Regions from separate parts of the Homo sapiens genome. Here region 2 is linked to region 1. A link is a loop called in an ENCODE intact Hi-C map of the cell type or tissue named here. Cell type or tissue: sigmoid colon. All regions are shown on one strand.

The links. Peaks named below come from ENCODE experiments on the same cell type or tissue, not always from the same donor. Only the 100,000 strongest peaks of a DNase experiment are listed, where the experiment ranks them.
Region 2: it touches region 1 in a loop (3.0-fold over the local background); 3 of 110 quality-filtered maps call a loop at or near these places.

What each region holds. Positions count from the first base shown.
Region 1 is chr14:93,652,733-93,657,732 of GRCh38, forward strand. UNC79 (unc-79 subunit of NALCN channel complex) reads left to right here. Exons shown (of 52, transcript NM_001395159.1): 39 at 1,010-1,122; 40 at 1,208-1,293; 41 at 2,502-2,675. Among named protein-coding and RNA genes, the nearest start is that of PRIMA1, 130 kb to the right of the region's middle. In sigmoid colon, a CTCF peak has its summit at 2,522 (motif pointing right); no DNase peak of the experiment used is centred here.
Region 2 is chr14:93,746,486-93,751,485 of GRCh38, forward strand. All of the region lies in intron 3 of PRIMA1 (proline rich membrane anchor 1), which reads right to left. Among named protein-coding and RNA genes, the nearest start is that of PRIMA1, 39 kb to the right of the region's middle. RefSeq lists an enhancer at 2,282-3,155. In sigmoid colon, no CTCF peak of the experiment used is centred here; a DNase peak (open chromatin) is centred at 2,711.

The DNA.
Region 1 (5,000 bases):
TACTTGGTCTTTTAATCTATAGCTGGATTCAGTGGCCATGACGACTATGGGTCTGTCTGTCCTCTTCCCATTTCTTTTCTGTTTCCTTCTTTTTTAAAATTTATTTTGATAATGGCTTTATTAATTTTAGTTTTAGGGCTATGCTGCCTGCATCAAACAAATTGGGAAGGGTTCTCTCCTTCTCTATTTTCTGAAGTTATTGTAAGTTCGGCGTTATTTTTTCCTGAAGAATATTTTTGACCTAAAACTTTGAACCAGCATTTCAGGGTAGATGTGGCACAATGAGGTAATAATTGGCATAATTAGGTAAGCAGTACTTCTTACTCTTTATCTATTTACGTTCTTTGATTTTCTCTTTTTTCCTTCTGGTAACTTACCCCCTAACTACATCAAGAAGCATCCTTTCTGGTACCTTAGTCTAAGGGGCAGGGCCTCATAAATTTGGCCCTACTTTTGATGTGCAGAGGTGCACATGAAGGGTGAAGGTCAAATTGCACCTGTCAAAGTCCAGCCTTTTTACAAGTGTCAGCTCAGATGCCCAAAGAAAACTTCCCACATCTCCTAATGAGAATGAACATCTCTCTCACTGCATATATATATATATATATGAATTTTTTTTTCCTCAGAGCAACTCTGTCTTAGCCAGTGACACTTTCCTGGGAGGATTTTCCTGGTAATCCTCATCCAGGGCTCCAGTCTTGACTGTCATTCTGTGAGCATGTGACCTTTGTATGTGACCTCTTCTCTCAGGATCTCATAACCTTCCTGAGTCCATTGTGGGACCTGGAATACGTCTGAGACTACACTGGCATTTCATGGTTCTCTCTTTCTAAAAACTTCTTGTTAACAGGGATTAGGTTTGAGTAGAATATTTCATTTCACTGATGAACATGACAGTGAGCTATCCCATCAGAGGCATGGTGTGCAAATGTCTGAACTCTAAGTAAATATCTGAACACCTGCTCACTGGCCCATGACTTCGTGTCTTTTCTCCCCTGTTCAACTCCAGCATGATGGTTCCCGGCAATGCGGCGGGGGTGGCCAAGCAGTTCCTGCGCTGCATCTTCCATCAGTTGGCCCCCAACGGCATCTTCCCGCAGCTGTTCCAAAGCACGATCAAAGGTAATTCATCCACTGAGGATCCAGGCACCACAAATTTGCCTCATCCCAGACACCCAAACACTAAATCCGATCGTTGACTTTCCAGATGGGACTTTTTTACGGACCTTAGCCTCGTCTCTGATGGACTTCAATGAGCTGAGCTCCATCGCAGCTCTCAGTCAGCTCCTAGAGGTGGGTTTCCTTTAATGACACCCTAAGCCCCAGCCGAAACTCTAAGCCCCAGCACAACTGTGGGCTGTGTTTCTTTGAGTCACACCATAGGATACTGCTGAGGAAGGATTGCAATGTTATTTAATTTAAAAATGAAATCTAAAATTTTAAAATTAAAAAATATATATTAAATTTAAAGCTAAGGGCTGAGTGCAGTGGCTCATGCCTATAATCCCAGCACTTTGGGAGACTGAGGCAGGAGGATTGCTCGAGGCCAGGAGTTCAAGACTAGCCTGTGCAACATAGCAAGACCCCCATCTCTACAAAATAAAAATAAAAGAAATTAGCTGGCATGGTGACACATGCCTGTAGTCCCAGCTACTCAGGAGACTGAGGGGGAAGGATCACTTGAACTCAGGAGTTGGGGGCTGCAGTGAGCTGTGATGGCTACATTACACTCCAAGTTGTAATGGCTACATTACACTCCAATGGCTACATTACACTCGCAACGGAGCGAGACCCCCAACTCAAAAGAAAAATAATAGAAAATGCTAAAATTTAAATAATTTAAATTTTAAAAATTAACATAATTTAAATTTTAAAAATTAACATAATTTAAATTTTAAAAAGTTAATTAAGAAATAGAATTGCATAGAATAGTGTCAGTTGGACATTGCGGCTTTGCGTGGATTTACTCTTCATTGAAAACTTCTCCATACCCTCAGCTAAGTCGTGACCTTGCTTCCACAGAACAACTTGGTTTTCCAAGGGCAGAGTGGTGGGTGGAGCTATGGGCGTTGGATCAAGAGACTTGGGTTCAAGTCTCAGCACTGCTGCAGGTCAGCTCTTGGGGTTTGCTTGCGGGAGATGCTCACTGCTAGAAAAAAAGCTGCAGCTCCTGTAACTCTATGCTCAGTCTTTGTGCTGGGGATTATTTACAGTGAGCATCATTCATTGTTTTCTTAGCACCTAACCACACCAATTGTAGACCCTTGGAAGCTGTTTCCTATTTCTTGCTCACTTTTCACCTCTCATCAATTTTCCCCCTTAAGTTTGTCTGAACGATTTTCTCGTTATCCTTCCAGTCTATCACAGGGATTGGCCTATGTAGTAGGCACTGAACACGTTTATAGCCTGAAGATGTGACTTTTAAACTGACATTTACCAAATAGCGCTATGCATTCCCGTGCTGTTTCAGCAGTTGATGGCCTATGCTTTTGTGTTTTTAGGGTCTAAATAACAAAAAGAATTTACCAGCAGGGGGTGCTATGATTCGCTGTTTGGAAAACATTGCAACCTTCATGGAAGCTTTGCCTATGGATTCTCCTAGTAGCCTCTGGACCACAATTAGCAACCAGTTTCAGACATTTTTTGCCAAGCTGCCTTGTGTTTTACCTCTGAAGGTAAGCTGAGCCGAAGGTTTCATTTTCAATTAATTTCTTACCATTTTCAGACCGTTTATTTACAAGCAGCAGAGTCTTGGGTGATTTAATGTATCGCAAAGGTTAATGAGGAAACTCCGTCAGCCATGGAGTGAGGATGCTTATTTGGGTTGTTCTGTCTTCTCTTAGAGAATGACAGGAATGTGGAGTGAGCATTTTGCTCACTGACTATGAATATGCATGTTTCCAGTTGATTTGAAAAAAAAAAAAAAAAACAAAAAAACAGCCAGGAAGACATGAGTAGACTGTGTTTATCCGGCAGTTTTTCTCCCGTAGATATTAAATAAGTAAGTAAATAGTTTTGTCCAAAAGCAGCTCAGACATATAATGTAAAGTTTCCATTTTAGAGAATTATCTAAAGGGAAGTAATTGCTGTGTTTGTGAATGATGATGTTTCTGCTTGACTGTTACCCCCTACACCATACCATCTCCCAAGAATACACACACAATTACCTACCTGGAAATCTGGTGGCCCAAGGATCATTGACAACATGAGCTCAGTAAATGCAAATAAGAAGCCAATACTGTTAAAGCTGGAAGAAACCTATAAAGATCATCCCTTCCAATGCCTCTGTTTTCTAAATGAATTCTGCAAATTCAGAGAGATGGTATAGCTTCTGGAAACAACACAGTGGTGGCAATGTGAGGATTAGAACTGAGGTTTTCTGACTCACAGTCCAGTGCTCATTTCACTAGCAGACTCTTCTTGCCCTTCTGCAGCAGGGGTGAGTTGAAGGCATTCATGTCTCTAGAGTAGGGGGCAGAGTGGTGGCTGGCAGTGGTGTTGCTGGCTTTGAACCTGACCTGTTCCATGAGGTTTTTTGTGCTTTCTCTATGCAGATTACAGAAGCATTTAACTGGCAACAAAATGAATCAGGCAGGGCATAGCGGCTCATGCCTGTAATCCCAACACTTTGAGAGGCAGAGGTAGGGGGATCGCTTGAACCCAGGAGTTTGAGAGCAGTCTGGGGAGCATGGCGAGACCTCGTCTCTACGAAAGATTAAAAAAAAAAAACATAGGCTAGGCAATATAGTGAGACTCTGTCTCTTAAAAAAAATTAGCTGGGCAAGGTGGCATGCACCTGTAGTCCCAGCTACTTGGGAGGCTGAGGTGTGCTCATTGTTTGAGCCCAGGAGGTTGAGACTGCAGTGAGCCATGATCGCACCACTGCACTCTAGCCTGGATGACAGAGAGAGACTCTGTCTCAAAAATAAATAAACAAATAGAAAGTATTTTAAAAATTAGCCAGGCGTAATGGCATGTACCTTTTGTCCCAGCTACTTGGGAGGCTGAGGTGGGAAGATTGCTTGAGCCTGGGAAGTCGAGGTTGTAATGAGCCATATTTGTGCCACTGCACTCCAGCCTGGGCAACAGAGTGAGATCTTGTTTCAAAAATATAAGATAAAATAAAAATAAAGTGCATTTCCCATAGACAGAAAAACAAAAGGATCAGGTTACCTATTAGTAGCTCCACTTCTGAAATGAGTATTATGTAACATAAGATACTTGATAAAGATCAACAACCTATGCTAATACATTTTTCCAAATGGGCAGATACTACTAATAGGTCTGTAAGGGATAATGCAGGGACCCTTAGCTCAGCGTGTGCTGCTTTGAGCTTTGAGTTACTGTAAGAAGCAGGAGTATAGAGGAGGGATCTTTACCACCTCTTATATTCTATGATCCTCGTTTGCCCACAGATGTGGAGTAGCTGAATAAATCCAAGCAAGAAGGGTTAGTACTTTGAAACTGTGTATGTGTATAGCTACTGTACATCAACACACAGGAAACTGAGTGCACAAATTTTAAGCACATGGAACCTCCTAGGACCCGAGAACCAATCAGGGCTTCACTGCTAAAGAGCCGCACAGGCTAAGAGAAGGGATGGGATGAGGTATGGCAAATTTTTTTTTTTTTTTTTTGAGACAGAGTCTCGCTCTGTCACCCAGGCTGGAGTGCAGTGGCACAATCTCGGCTCACTGCAAGCTCCGCCTCCTGGGTTCACGCCATTCTCCTGCCTCAGCTTCCTGAGTAGCTGGGACTACAGGCGCCCACCACCATGCCCAGCTAATTTTTTGTATTTTTAGTAGAGACGGGGTTTCACCATGTTAGCCAGGATGGTCTTAATCTCCTGACCTTGTGGTCCTCCTGCCTCGGCCTCCCAAAGTGCTGGGATTACAGGCGTGAGCCAAAGCGCCCGGCTGAGGTATGGCAAATTTAAATGCCTGTGTGCCGATGTGACTGTCAGAAGATTTAACTTGGGCACAGAAGAGTGGCAAGTGTTG
Region 2 (5,000 bases), 94 kb after region 1:
GTTCTGGGGAGCAGGAAGGAGGCCAGTGTGGCCTAGAGGGAGTCGCGAGGGGAGACTAGAAGGAGATGGGACCACATGGGGCCATGGGGATGCCATAAGGAGGCCATGGGGAGGACTTAAGAGAGGGTGGTGAATTCTGACCTACAGGTCAGCACAGTCCCTCTGTGTTTAAACTGGGTGTGTGGCGTGGGGGAAGGGCGGGAGGCTGCGGGGATACTGCTGATAACCTAGCAGCGAGATGGCGGGGCTCAGACTCAGGGTTCTCCGCAGAGGCGGTGAGGAAAGGTCAGAGTCTGGAAATGCTCTCGAGGTGGATTTCATGGAAATGTGGATGTGGGCAGCAGACACAGAGAGGAGCTAAGGATGACTCTGAGGGTTTGGGGCTGTGCTTGTGGGAGGAGGAAGCTGTCACCAACTGATGGGGAAGATTACTGGGTCCGTGCAGCTTTGGGACGGGTGTGGAGGTCAGGTGTGAAGTCTGAAATTGTCACACACCACGGGAGACAGTGAGAAAGCAGCTGGGGCCGGACTCTGCGTTGAGAATCGAGAACTGGAGGCAGGCATTTGGCAGTGGCCAGCACCTAGCCCTGAGACTGGAGGGGGTTGTCAAGTGGGAGAGGGTAGGCAGAGGGGAGAAGAGGGCCAAGGCCTGGCCCTGGGGCACCTCAACATGAGGAGGTGCAGAGGAGGGTGACAGGGGAGGCTTGTGAGGAAGGCGGCCCAAGCCATCCGGTCCTGCAGCCACGTCAGGAAGGGACGTCCAGGAGGAGGGGAGGTCAAGTGTGTCCACCGCAGCTGATGGTCAAGTACAGCGAGGCTGGGAGCCAGCCATGGGATGGTGCCACGTGGCAGTTGCTGCTGGCCGCTGAAAAGTGGTTTGGCGGGAGTGGAGGGAGGAAGCCGGATTCGGGGAGTCAAAGAGAGAATGAGAGGAAATGGAAATGGTGGGGATGCACAACTCGCGGTTCAAGTTTTGCTGCAAAAGGGAGCGGCATCGTGGAGCCATATCTGGGGGGAGAAGTCATGGGAAGGATTTCAAGGCAGGAGGTGGAGTGTGTGAGTGTGTGAGAGTGTGAGTGTGGGGGAGTGTGTGAGTGCATGGGAGTATTGTGTATGAGTGTGTGAGAGTGTGTGGGGGAGTGTGTGAGTGCATGGGAGTATTGTGTATGAGTGTGTGAGAGTGAGTGTGTGACAGAGTACATGGGAGTGCATATGAGTGTGTGAGTGTATGAGTGTGTATATGAGTGTGCGAGTGGGAAGTGTGTGGAGTGCAAGTGTGTGGGAGAGTGTGTGTATGAGTATGTGAGAGTGTAAGGGGACTGAGTGTGTGGGAGTGTGATTGTGTGTGAGAGTGTATGAGTGTGTGTATGAGTGTGTGTGAGTGGGGACTGAGTGGGAGAGTGTGTGTATGAGTGTGTAAGAGTGGGGGACTGTGTGGAGTGTGATTATGTGAGTGTGTGTGTATGAGTGTGTGTGTATAAGTGTGTGAGTATGAGTTGGGACTGAGTGGGAGAGTGTATATGAGTGTGTGAGAGTGGGGGACTGTGTGTGGGAGTGTGTGAGTGTGTGTATGTGAGTGTGAATGTGTATGTGTGTGAGTGCGTATGAGTGTGTGAATGTGTATGTGTGTGAATGAGTGTGCATGAGTGTGAGAGACTGTGTGAGTGCTGATGGCTGTGGCCCAGGCGAGGGGGAAGAGCTGAGCCCAAGGGGGCCTGTGCCCGGTGTGTGTGATAAAGTGAGAGCAGGGAGAGAGGGGTGAGGGGCCCACAGGGAGCAAGGACAATGCTTGGCCAGATGACGAAACTGAGATTGAACCCAGACAGTCTGGCCCCAGGGCCAACCTGTGACGGCTGCATAGACACAAAGCAGGCAAGTCCCCGCATGTGACAAACGGCCAGGAGAGACGCTTTGGGGGACTGGAGGGAGCAACGCAGTGTGTGGAAAGGGGCGATAGGGCCACCCTGGGCATCAGGAAGGCCTCTCTGAGGAGGCGACGTTCAAGCTGAGCCCGACAGGGTGCAGGAGCAGTCCTGTGAGAAGGTGCCAGCAAAGGAAGGAACGGGGGACACAGGCAGCGGCACCGGGAGCCTCTCTGCCCCCCTGGCTGGTGGCCGAGGCCCTTCCTGAGCCCTGGGTGAGGGGCTCTGTGCCCTTCCATCTATGGCTCCTTATCTGTAGCCTGTGCTCTGCGGGCCACTTGCTCCCCTGGCTTATCTATTTCTGCCTGGTGCTCTGTGCGCGGAGCCCAGTGTGGTGGCAGATTGGCTGCTTATCATCAAGGGCACTGTTCTCAGGCTCGGCTCCTGAGGGGACATTAAAAAAAACCCCAATACATTATTAATAATTGTCTCCATCATTCCTGTGCCTAATTAGGAAAGGAAAATTATGAATCGGGCTTATGTCTCTTGGTGGGGGCAGCCTCAGCTTTTCCCGGTGCAAGGGAGGGTCTGGGTGGAGGCTGGGGCAGGAGCCGGGAACAGCAGGACACTGCCTGATAGAATTAATTACGCTTCTGGTAGCGACTGGAGAACACGTCCCCCTTGTTTTTGCCCAAATAGCCCTCTTTGTTAGACTCCTTAAGGCAAGGCCTTGTTACTCAACAGCATCTACTCTCTTTTAGTAGCTGCATTCCACCCTTTTTCTGTCCTGGCCCTTGGTCCCCTCCCCAGATCTGCCAGGCCTTCTGTTCCCACCAGGGCTGCAGACGCACGGCTGCGCAGAAGGTCCGCATACTTGCCAGCTTTAGGGCAGCCCAGTGCCTTTGAGAAGCAACGAGAGGGGGCCACATGCAGAACTGTGCCCACCCACCCTCGCTGCCTTGATGACTCCTCCTCATTCAGCTGCGAATCCACTCACTGATTCGCTCAATACACATCTGTTAAGAGCCTGCTGTGTGCCATGCACCATGCTAGCACTGGGGACAGGATGGACCCTGTCCTCATGACGCTTATAATCTACTGGAAATTGGACATTCATTAAATCATCACCAAGTAAATGCAGACTGATTCCCAGCTCACCGAGACACTTAACTACATGTGACTTTGGTAACAACAACAGGAAGCTGACAAACAAAAATGAGAATGACTTGACATGGAGAGCCAGTGTGAGCTGACTGAACGTAATGAGCTCATCTTTGCTTGTGAGAGCTCGTGACCTTGGGAAGGGAGAATGCTCCCAATGGTATATATTAAACGCCCAGCAGAGCCCCAGCACCTAGTTGATGCTCAATAGATTGCTTTCTCTCATGGGGGCACTTAATTAACAGGTGATGAGGCTGGGTGCAGTGGCTCACACCTGTAATCCCAGCACTTTGGGAGGCCAAGGCAGGAGGATAGCTTGAGCCCAGGAGTCTGTGACCAGCCTGGGCAACATAGCAAGACAGAAAGTTAAAAAATTAGCTGGGATAAGTAAGCTGGGTGCAGTGGCTCATGCCTGTAATCCCAGCATTTTGGGAGGCCTAGGCGGGCAGATCACCCAAGGTCAGGAGTTCGAGACCAGCCTAGCTAATATGGTGAAACCCTATCTCTACTAAAAATACAAAAAAGTAGCCAGGTATGGTGGCACATGCCTGTAGTCCCTGCTACTTGGGAGGCTGAGGCAGGAGAAACAGAATCGCTTGAGCCCGGGAGGCAGAGGTTGCAGTGTGCCGAGATCGTGCCACTGCACCGTAGCCTGGGAGATACAGTGAGACTCCGTCTAAAAAAAAAAATTTGCTGGGATAGTGAGACAAAAAATAGTGCGACAAAAAATTTTAAAATTATCTGGGCATGGTGCTGCACACCTGTAGTCCCAGCTACTTGGGACTTGCACTGGGAGGCTGAGGCAAGAGGATGGCTTGAGCCCAGGAGTTTGAGGCTGCAGTGAGCTATGATGATGCCACTGCATTCTAGCCTGGGTGACAGAGCAAGACCCTGTCTCAAAACAAACATGACGGGGCCCTCATGAATGCTTCATCAGGTAGAACGTGCTCTGTCTAATTTGTTGTAATCACTTTGCAGAGGGGTTCAGGGTCAACTTAGACCAGTGGTTGACACTGATCTGAAGGCCAAATCTGGCCCACCACCTGTTTTATAAATAAAGTTTTACTGAAACACAGACACACCTATTTGTTTACACCTTGTCCATGGAAGTCTGTATGGCCTGCAGAGCCTAAGATACACTATCTCGCCTTTTACAGAAAGTTTTTTTACCCCTAATTTAGAGGAGTCTTAACCTGAGATTCTTAGACAAGCTTAGAAGAGTGGTCTGAAAGTGTCCTGAAATTATACCACAAATTTGTATTTTGCAAGTAAACAACCCACTCCTTCCGTATTATTTTTAGAAAGGCCCTTTACCCCAAATGTCACACCAAGGCCTAGGTGGAAGTCTCTGGGCATGGGGCACAGGGCTCCATCTTGCCTCGGAGTTTTCATGGTGACAATGTGGTCAGAAAGCAAAGCACAGCAGAAAGACAGGCACAAATTTGGATCCTGACTTGGCCACACCATACCCACTAAGAAACCCCCAGACAAAGCACTTACATTTTACAAGCCTCAGTTTCCCATCGTCAAAGGGTGACAACATTCCCTGGAAGGCTCGGGGGAGCTGCTTCCCACCTGCTGGCCGGGACGCAGGGACTCTGCTCTGGAGGCAGAAAAGCGTCACCTGAAGCTACACGTCTGACTTTTCGGGCACCTGCAGCCCTTCTTCAGGGTCTGCACTAGGGCTGCCAGGGTGGCTATGCACAAGGTGGGGAGCCCAGGAAGTGAAGTCCCATGCCCTGCAGAGCATCCTCCACCAGTAACTGACAGGTGCTAAGTGTGACAGCCTGGCTGGGGACAACTATAGGCTGAAATTGCCTTTGCAGGACTTGGCCTGAGATGGTGCTTTCACTCGGCTTCCCCCCTGCTCCACCCTACCACTTCCGTTGCCTCCTCAGTCTCTCCTGGGGAGCACTTCATTTAAAAATTCTTGCGTTAGGGTCTGAGGACAGGTTCCACATCAGGAACCCCAGACAT